Linked DNA regions of Homo sapiens: regions 1 and 2 are each linked to region 3. Evidence: chromatin contacts called from ENCODE Hi-C or POLR2A ChIA-PET data. All regions are on one chromosome and are shown on one strand. The core of a region is the stretch at or near the end of the contact, and the rest is flanking DNA. Distances in the headings are between cores, read along the strand shown.

The links. A loop is a pair of places that touch in the nucleus more often than their neighbours do. ChIA-PET counts read pairs that join two places held with the same protein, here RNA polymerase II (POLR2A). Pooled maps may share reads with other maps.
Region 1: a loop to region 3 is called in a map of endothelial cell of umbilical vein, with 4 times the contacts of the local background. The contact joins two enhancer-like sites. A Hi-C loop is called at or near these places in 1 of 168 maps with a recorded cell type or tissue (endothelial cell of umbilical vein) and 2 of 50 pooled maps. POLR2A ChIA-PET finds 5 or more read pairs at or near these places in 1 of 52 experiments (H1).
Region 2: a map of endothelial cell of umbilical vein shows a loop between it and region 3 (6-fold over the local background). The contact joins two enhancer-like sites. A Hi-C loop is called at or near these places in 4 of 168 maps with a recorded cell type or tissue (aorta, ascending aorta and endothelial cell of umbilical vein) and 4 of 50 pooled maps.

The regions. Positions count from the first base shown.
Region 1 is chr1:219,323,037-219,326,465 of GRCh38, forward strand. It overlaps a transcript of LYPLAL1 not described here. Among named protein-coding and RNA genes, the nearest start is that of LYPLAL1, 150 kb to the left of the region's middle. Within about 2 kb of position 1,800, at least 2 of the 41 ENCODE cell types and tissues checked have a DNase peak (open chromatin) inside an H3K27ac peak, as active enhancers do; they include endothelial cell of umbilical vein, where a contact is called at or near this core.
Region 2 is chr1:219,303,280-219,306,577 of GRCh38, forward strand. It overlaps a transcript of LYPLAL1 not described here. Among named protein-coding and RNA genes, the nearest start is that of LYPLAL1, 130 kb to the left of the region's middle. Within about 2 kb of position 1,717, at least 4 of the 41 ENCODE cell types and tissues checked have a DNase peak (open chromatin) inside an H3K27ac peak, as active enhancers do; they include ascending aorta and endothelial cell of umbilical vein, where a contact is called at or near this core.
Region 3 is chr1:218,478,942-218,482,489 of GRCh38, forward strand. No RefSeq gene overlaps it. Among named protein-coding and RNA genes, the nearest start is that of LINC02869, 29 kb to the right of the region's middle. Within about 2 kb of position 1,775, at least 13 of the 41 ENCODE cell types and tissues checked have a DNase peak (open chromatin) inside an H3K27ac peak, as active enhancers do; they include ascending aorta and endothelial cell of umbilical vein, where a contact is called at or near this core.

The sequences.
Region 1 (3,429 bases), core at 550-3,049, 840 kb after region 3:
CATTAATTTCTATAAGCAAGCACAACTATTTAGCTAAACAATTCAAGACCTAACTGAACTGTTAAATGTATAAACAGCGGGACAACCATGGGAACTAATTGCCCTTCCCTGAGATGCAGCGACATTTGGGGAAAAGTCACCATATGCACATTTCAAAAGCTGCAGGTGCAACCACATGGAAAGGTTAGGTCAGTTATGGAATTGAAAGTATACTGAAAATATAAACTAACATGAACTAGGAAAAAAAGACCTCATGAAGAGGAAGAAAAATGAGAGGTGGGTGGATTCAGACCCTTGTAAAGACTTCCTGTCAATAGTCCTGGTTTCTCAGGGAAGTCTCATTATGTGGCCTTCATTAGGTGAGTTTGAAAGAGGTTAGGGAGGAAGGGGCTGAGCCAAATAGGGAAGCAGTAGGGTATCCCTTCTCATCTGTCTGTGCCCCACAAGGTTGTTGATTGCTGAAATGGGCAGAGCAGCCTGCCTGTCACATGTGGCATAATGAAATTCCTGCCCACGTCTGTTGTGAGCTCTCTCCTTTGAAGCTGGGCTCTGTTACGGCTGCTCCAAATGAAACATGTACCAAAGTGACCCATGGACAGGGAGAACTGTGGTTTCCATAGAGCTGGCATTTGTTCAACAATGTATAGTATAAGCCTGAATAATAACCGAGGCAGTTTAGAAGGGAAGAGGGCAAAGGCAAAAACAATAATAAAAACCTTAGAAAAAAGTACAGTGGATTCCTGCAGTTGCTTTAATCTCCCCAGTATAACAATATTTATGGAAATATACTATCAACACTGAGAAAGAAATATACACACACATGCATATATACTAAAACACACACCCATAACCACCCATATAGTAATAATTAAAAGGCAGTGACTTGAGTCTCCTTACCTTTCTGAACATCTGTCATGTTTTGGCAGATCATCAAAGCTCCCAGGAACATGGTAACTGACTAGTAAGCCGATGCTCTCTTCACTACCCAGTCTAAATGTGCGTTTCTCTCTGGTACTGTTCCCAAATGGTGGTTCTTTCTTACCCACTGTAAGGCCCCTTTTTCCTGCAGTGTGCATTTATTCTTTACCCTACAAGAAAACAGAATGTGACCAGATGGTTGTTACTAGGAAAGAATTATCCTGAAAAGAAACTAGATGCCAGTTTCTGATTCTTAATTCTCACTCTGTAACTTATGGGTTAAAGGCCCTGAATTTTAAGCTTCATTCTTTTTGGAGGGATAAGTGTGACCACGAGTTCTCCTTTTCTCCAAAGACGAGTGTATAGCTCCTTCATAGAATGTTCTGAAATGCCTGGAGGAACTGGGTCAGCTCTGCAAACAGTACTTACTATCCTTTCACTCTGCAGAAAGCCTGACCTTAACAATTCCACATCTATCCAAATATAAAGAACAAAAGGTAGTGACTCGGCCCCTCTCTCTTATCCCTTCCCCCTCTGCACTCGTGTTTCCTGCATTTAATAAAGGCAGCAGCTAAAATTTAATAGGAATTGGATAACCATGAAGCCATCTCCTGGAGTTACATAGCATGTTTTGTATTATAGTGTTAGGATTAAGGAAGGAAGAAGGCTAAATCTGCCTCTTGCTTCAAAAACTGGTTTCTTGACATCAGATTGACATGGATGGTGAGTGAAATACAGGATGAAGCCAAATAGTGTGTGTGTATGTGTGTGTTGGTGAGTGTGTGTTGAGGTCAGGTTGAAGAGTTGCAAAGTAAAAGTCAGTACATATGATTTTTGTTATTGTGGCAAGTTATTGCTCTAACTGATGTTTCACTGAGTCATCTAAATGTGCATAGAGTAACCGCCTTAAATACAGAATGTATTCCAGTAAAAGTGCTATAGCAAAGCTCCTTGGCTTTTTTCAAATAAGGTGTTTTCAAGCTGACATGCTGTTCATTGGGTTTGATGGTGCACACAGGAGATCTGTGTGTTCCCAAATACACCAACCTTCTTAACCATCACTAGACTGAGGCTAGTTCCTATGGGAAATATAAACTTCTTTGTTTTCAAAAAAACATATGGGCCAAATTAGAAAGTAAATAAATGAATACCTCTCAAGAATCCATGATAACACTTGCCGAGCAGTGGGTCAGGCCAGATTTAATCTAAAATCTTTCTGCTGCGTGTAAATGATTATGTCATAGCATTTGTCTTTAATTACTCACCTCTTTCCAAAGGCTTGACTCATAATGCGTTTCTCAGTTAACCACAAACACTTGTACTACAAGATTTGTCATATAGATTCACTCACTCCCTATACCCACCCCTTCTTCTTTCCCCTTCGCTACAACATTGTTAAGTCGTAGCTCCTGAAAAAGAAATTTTGAGACATTGTCTAAACCACCCCTTCCCTGATGTTTTGAAAATTTCCATGCAAAGAAAAATGGCACCGTCCCTTTCTTGACTCATGAAGACCACTATAGTAGACTTAATAGTAGTGGGAAATAGCAATACTCTATCATCATGGTTTTACACTTATATGACTTTGTTCCTCTGAGAATTTCTAAGAGTTTCAAAACATATGAAAAGAATAAAGACAATGGGTTGTAGCTTGTAAATGAGTACAAGTCAATTAAGCACCCACATACATATTTTTTCCTTCATCACTTCACTTCTCACCTCACCTTCCCCTGTGAGAAACAGAATGAATTCTGATTTAATTGAGTGAATTAAATCAGTCATGTCCTCAGCCCACTTAGCACATATTGTTAATCCACTCAGTTTTAGCAGAGGTGTTGGCTCTCATTGGTGATTGTTTCCATATCTTCTGACCAATCCTGTAAGAAGTTTGGGATTATAGAATTTGGGGGAAATATAAGAAATGACACAATCCTAAAGGTATGTCCATCCAGGATTGGTGTTATTTGTAGGTAAAGTAGGAATCACCTAAATGATGCAATTTGGGAGGTTTAAAGGATTTTCATCTCAGCTTACTACAACCTCCACCTCCTGGGTTCAAGTGATTCTCCCTGCCTCAGCCTCCCGAGTAGCTGGGATTACAGGCACCCACCACTATGCCCTGCTAATTTTTGTATTTATAGTAGAGGCGGGGTTTCACCATGTTAGCCAGGCTGGTCTCAAACTCCTGACCTCAGGTGACCCGCCTGCCTCGGCCTCTCAAAATATTGGGATTACAGGGGTGAGCCACCACGCCCAGCCTTAAAGGCTTTTTGACTCCCAAATCTTGATCCTACTAACCTGAAATTTCCATTTTGTTAGTTCGTGAGGGTTTTTTGTTTTTGGTGGGTGGGGGGTTGGGGGGTGGGGGGGCATTGAATGAAAAGGTCTCTAAACAGCCACAAGAATTTTCTTAAGGTTAGAATGAAAATTGCAATACTGGCAGGGCTTAATGTCATATTAGTTTGTGCCTCCAGGAAGGAGGTGGAAAGATGGCTGGGACCCTGAATCTTC
Region 2 (3,298 bases), core at 467-2,966, 820 kb after region 3:
CTAAATAGACAAGTTTTTTGCTTTCATGGATTATCTTATAGTCTAGTGGGTAATAAAAACAATACAAATGTAGATTAATAAATAATTTAAGAGTCATGACTACTCTGAGGGAAATAAAACCAGGTGACAGGAGAGCTAGTGACAGATAAGCAGGGTTGTGCCTGGGGCTTGGGAATCCCCAAGACATTTTGGCCATGGAGCAGATGATCTGCAGCAGGCAATTGGTTGTTTCTTGTCACCCAGTGTTACTGGTGGTTGGAGCTCATCTACTATGTGCAGATCATAGAACATGTGAGCTGTGAGAGAACTCAACAGTGATGAAGTCTAGCAATTCTCAAATACTATTTTATTGCCATATATTTATTCAAGTGAAATCTCATAGGGAAGCCCATAACTCCTGGATGTTTTCATAATTCCGCTGAAAACCTTTGGTCTGGCTTATGTTCTTTACTTTTACAAATGAGGAAACAAATACAAATGGCACATGGAGATGAATGGTCAAAAATTAGATGGCAGACAGGTGTGAATGACATCATAGGTATCTTATGATACCTGATTGGCTCGGGTGGCTACTATGTTTTTCTGTTTGAAGAAACAGTTCCCTTCAAAACAAGTTTCCAACCTAGGGATATGATTTATTGCTCCATTGCAATTTTTAACAGTATTACCCAATTATTTACATAACTTATTCCCTAACTAGTTCTAAATAGTTTTTAGTTGTTGCTTAAGACCAAAACAATTATCTAATAAATATTTACAATGATTTACAAACATAAAGATTGAAGATGTATGTCCCCTTTAGGCTCAGCTGTAAATTACCTTCTCTCTCTCTGATCCCTATAATCCTTTATACCTCCCATATGATATTTGCCAGATTTTACCTTGTAAAATTGCTGTCACAACCTTTTCTGACCCTATACATAAAACTGCAAAAGGTCTGAGACCAGGAAATCATATCTTAATATATTTGTGGTACCCACTAAAAACAGTGCCATGCATTTATAGTAGATGCTAAATAACAAATATTAAATAATTATCCAAGATGCTCAGTTTAATTCAAGCAGACAGAGTCACTGAAAAATTATTTTGAGCATTGATAACATCACTGGCATATGTGGGTAGCCTGCCAGGTGGCAGTCTTGCCAAGGAAAGCATTCATTTGAATGTGTAAGATCTGGTATGTCATCAAAAGCCATTCGTATGATTTCATCGTCATGGCATCTATTTAGTGAGTGACTCTTAGATTACTTAGAGCAGGATGCTAGGTGCTTTGGGTGGGATTCAGAAGAGGCATAAAATATAATCCATTCCTTTAACAAATTAGCAGTGAAGACTGGGAAACAAGAGTCCAAAAATATAAAGTCGTGTATAATTAAGTTCTAAATTGTGTAGTGAAAGTAAGTGAGGCAGAAGTCCAAGGAGTGATCACTAAATGGTGGCTGTGGAGGGTAGGAAAGGCACCAGACCCTAGATTGCCATGAAAACACATATTGAGATGCCAAGTCGTCTACACAGATCTCTGAGGGAATTAAAGGCTAGTCTACACAAGGTCATAGCACAATAAACGAGTCGCAGGAATGAAGAACAAAATTGGCTTTCATTTTTCCTATCGGCAAAGAGGCTTGGCTTGACACAGTACTGCAGGTTTCAAAAATTCCAGTGTCAGATATTGTTCCTAAAGGAGAAACATTCTGAGAACTTGTGAGAATGCAAATTTGTCCTTGCACAGGAGGACGTCAGCCAAAGAGTTCCCAGACATTACTCACTGGTTCGGCATATCCCTCAACCTACTAGGCTAAGTTGTGCCATGTCACTGAGGGGACCACAGTCTGTTCTTACATGGACTGTGGCTCAAGAAATTAGGAATGGGAAGGACCAGAATTTACAGTGTGGAGATGAAAGGTACAAGCCTTATAAGGAGAGATCACAAAAGAAAAATGTTAGACTATCTGGAATGCCAGGTGATGAGATATGACATGTAACATGGGTAGTTAACCCATCAGGAGCTCTAGACACAAATATACTCCCTTTCTTTCAGGGTGTAGAGTACTCTGTAATTGGTGTAGGAAGCATATAAGGTGCTGTTTTCATAAGTCTTTAGCCTGGATGGAAAGTTATGCAGAAGTTAGAAAAGAGACATACTGAAGAAAAAAACAGCCGAAGATGCCTCCCCCTCAAGACTATTCATTTATCTATAAAGGATGTTTTGGGGTCACAAAATTGGATGATACTTCCAAGGACTCCATAAAATTATTGTGAAGCCTATAATGGCTGATGTAAAACACTGAAATAACAGTGCATGTCTTAAACTGATGCACGCAACTTGATTGAACAGGATAATGGCACAATGGCAGAAAGTGATATTCAGGGCATTGGGTATCTGTTGAAAACCCTATCGTTTACAAACAGAAATTTGTTGACCACTTACTCTGTGTTGGGTGCTGTACCAGGTGCTGTGAGAATATGAAAGAAATACAAGGCTGATTCCTCTGCTGAGAGAAATCTAAAATTGGAGGGGAAATGAGGATCCATATATGTCCTTGGCAAAACAACCTCTTTCTTCCAACACCACCAGCTTCATCATCACTATCAACTCTGAACTACAATACTTCCATTTTGTTTATGCGGTATTTTATGATTTAACCCAGGAATGTTGACAGTATTCTCCCATTTCCAGATTAAAGATATTTCATTTGTCCAGGTTATCTCAGGTTACATGAAAAGTAATCTTATCTTTGACACTCTGAAAGTCTCAGCTACTACTAGCGTTTTCTAACAGACAATGAACTCCATACATGTAATTTAGTTCACATCAATCATACAGAACATATAAATATATACATATGAATGGTATCTTCTTGAGTGTAGACTTTGAGAGGCCAAGTCCAAAATACTTTTGGAAAATCTCTTTGGAAATTGTCTTCAACAAATGCATTGCATTCTCTGGTTTCCTAATGCTGTCAGATATGTAACTTGTAAACAATAAATTTTATAAGTAACCAAAGGTTATTGGGAGCTCTGATGGTTAATTTTGTGTCAATATGACTGAGCCACAGGGAGCCCAGGTATTTGGTTTATGATTATTCTAGTGTGTCTGTGAGTGAGTTTCTGGATGAGATTAACATTTGAATCAGTAGAATGAGTAAAGCACACTGCCATCCCTAATTTGGGTGGGTGTCATCCAATTAGTTGAAGACCTTAATAGAACATAAAGTCTAGTAAGAAAGAATTCCTTCTGCATATCAACATGGGACATAAGTTTTTTATATTTTTTTCCTTTGGACTTGAAGGAAAGCAC
Region 3 (3,548 bases), core at 525-3,024:
GTGTGTATTTTCCTGTCATTGCAAATTTCTACAGTTCGAAGTATCCTGTAATTAGGGTCATGAGAAAGTGTTTATTTCCTGGGTCAGAGGCAGAGAGAAAGCAAACTTTTTGCTATGGAAACCATGATTTCCAAGAGTCTACCAATACCACTTTCTATTTTCTTTATCTTTTTCTCCCCTACCAATTCACTTTTATTGGCAGCACTGGTTGTTCTACTATTCTCTTTCTATTATTCCAACTTGCTGATTCTCTTCAAGTTAAAGAGATGGGCATCAGTTTCTACTAACATGACCAATGGGTCTGAAGCTCTGTCTTTTTGGAAGCACAGAAAATCAACCACTCAGAAGCCCAGTGGAAGAATACAGTCTATTTCTCTAGCTCCTTTTGAAGTCAGGTCTTATGTGTGTCCCAAAGCTGGGTCATTTTGTTAGCTTATTATTGACTATATTGTTTTAATATTCTGCTTTGGTGTGTGTCTCATCTATTGTTTTGTGAACTCCTGGGCTATGTTATGTTAGGGGCTATATTTTTATCAATCTTTGCATTCTCTGTACCCTATGATTACTTAATAAGCACTTCATAAATAATGTGTTATGAGTGAATAAATTAATAAATGAATTGCTTATTTGACACACACACACAGTTTCCACTGGAAAGCTTCCTGTTGTGAAATACTTGTTACTTTGCTTGTCAACCCTATCCAACAATGTTGGATAGCTCTAATGATAGAAAGCTTTTATTTTGTATTAACCTAAATCTTACCCTCAGAACTTCCATTTTCCCATAGAAAACATCTTCTCTTTCCCAAGTATTTATTTTATGTATTAAACTGAAGGCTTCAGGCCTGACAAAGATAGCAATTTTGTTTTCAACAGGAAGTACTGTGCTTATTCCTTTGCTTGTTCAACCATCTTCATTCCAGTGGCATTCCAGTGGCAAGCTTCTGGCATGCCCACCACGCAGGTCATTTAGGGAGAAATCCAAATTCCATTTAGACACATTTTGAACTCCTCTAAATATTGTGCTTTCTCAGGCTTCCAGGGAGCCAGTGTTTATCACTGGATGAATACAGTTACAGAGAGATCAAGGACTTAGTTTATTCTGGGTCACATCCATTATAATGGCATAGTTTAGGCCAAGGAATCCTCTTGTCCCCAACAACTTTCCCAGGTCTAAGACTTACATTTTCTGCTGTGTTGCCCTCCTTTGAGGGATAAACCCATGTGGCCAGGCTGGGACTGCTCTTTCTTTATTCTAGAGCAGCAGGACTGCTTTGCGTAGCTAGCTCTTCCTCTCTCCTACACTCATTGCCAGACAATACAGTATGCAGAACCCAGCATCTGACACTCATACTTGGCTCAGGGCTGGTTTGTGAATCACATGTCAGAGCAGGACTTCAAATCTCATGTCCAACACAAAGAAAGATGACGCCAGTGCTTTGAAATGTCTTTAAACACGAAATATGTCAACTTAGTGACCCCTCAACTCTGTCCCCTCTCTCTCCCTTGCACTTTTTTTCAAGATGTTTAGAAACTGTGTCATCTTTGTTTCTGAAATATTGTTTTAGGATTAAGGTTTGTCAGCATCATGAATCTGCACTAAAAATACTGCAAGGAACATGAGACCATAATTATATCAGCTTTGATCACACTGATTCCACTAATTAAAAATTCCACTGAGAAGAGTGCTGCGGAATCATGTAAACCCTGTGAATTACCTAATAATGATAGAAATATTCAAAGCATTAGTGATTAATGAACAGATGTGAAGAGGCAATACAAGCTTATGGGAAACCATTTCTAATGATGATGTCAGCAAGGAACAATTTGCAGACATAATTACTGAAAAATTATCAGAGACTTCCTTGTCAAGTATTTTGTATGTTTATAAAGCTGTTGGTGACTCATTTTAGAAGTCTGGGAGACTTATTTGATTTGGAATCAGGATTTTATTATAGCTTAGCTGTTATGTAATAGTTTACTCAGACTGATGGGGAGATATTCTTCCATGTCAACATAACTTGTATGGTGTGCAATGAGATTTCCTTGTAGTTATTTCAGCAATTCATATCTGAATGCTTTCCCATATTTTCAGTCCTGAAGTATATTCTCAGTTTGTAAAATGGAGTGCAAGACAGGCTGTGAGATAGATTAATTGTTCAATGATTTATCACGAACTCTAACAGTTTACTACATTGGGACAAAGTTGTTTTGGTTTATAAAGCTGGTAGTGTCATATGGAATGGCTATCTCTGGCATGCCATAAATTCAATATATGAGTGTTTTGCCATACATATGTGTGCTTTACTGTGGTCAGTATCATAATTAGCCAAGCTTTACCCACATGCCCCAAAATTCCAATGCTTGAGAGCAAAGTCATCTGGATACAACTAGTTTTTATGTTGGCTGGGGAACTATTGTTTGATCAACATCTCTAGTTGCTAACTAGCGGTATTTCATTTGGAGTTTCCAAAACACTAATAGCAACCAGATAGATATTGTGTCTGTCCCTTGCCTCAAATTTTAATCATGTTGTTGTCTCCAGAACAATTCCAAAAGAAACATAGCCCGAAAAATGTGGTGCTTTCCAAGAAAGGTTGGGTGTTATCATTGCTCTGAAGGGGACAGTGTGGGGAAATAATTAAATAGGATAAGCAGGGAGGGCTCCCGTATTCCTTTCCTGGCTCTTCAACTGCCTAGCTGCTACTGTACCATTGTTAGTTTTTCTGGTTTCTCTCTAAATAAGTTTCTTTATCTAATGACTAAAGGAAGAAGAATTTAACCATGAGACTACATAATTAGCTTGAGTATTTGCCTACATGGGTTTATATGCAGATATGTGGATCTCATTTAAACACTTTTAAATGAATTTATTTTATTTATGTATTTATGTATTTATTTATTTATTTATTTATCTATTATTTATTTTGAGATGGAGTCTTGCTCTGTCCCCCAGGCTGAAGTGCAGTGGTGCGATCTCGGCTCACTGCAACTTCTGCCTTCTGGGTTCAAGCGATTCTTCTGCCTCAGCCTCCCAAGTAGCTGGGACTACAGGTGCACACCACCACGCTGGGCTAATGTTTGTATTTTTAGTAGAAATGGGGTTTCACCACATTGGCCAGGCTGGTTTCGAACTCCTGACCTCATGATCTGCTTGCCTTGTCCTCCCAAAATGCTGGGATGACAGGTGTGAGCCACTGTGCCTAGTCCGAATTTATTTATTTATTTATTTTATTTTTTGAGATGGAGTCTTGCTCTTTCACCTGGCTGGAATGCAGTGGCATGATCTCAGCTCACTGCAACTTCCGCCTCTGGGGTTCAAGCGATTCCCCTGCCTCAGCCTCCCAAGTAGCTGGGATTACAGGCACGTGACACCACGCCCAGCTATTTTTTTTTTTTTTTTTTTTGTATTTTAGTAAAGATGGGGTTTCACTATGTTGGCCAAGATGGTCTTGATTTCCTGACCTTGTGATCCACCTGACTCAGCCTTCCAAAGTGCTGGGATTACAGGTGTGAGCCACTGCACCCGGCCCCAAATTTATTTTATC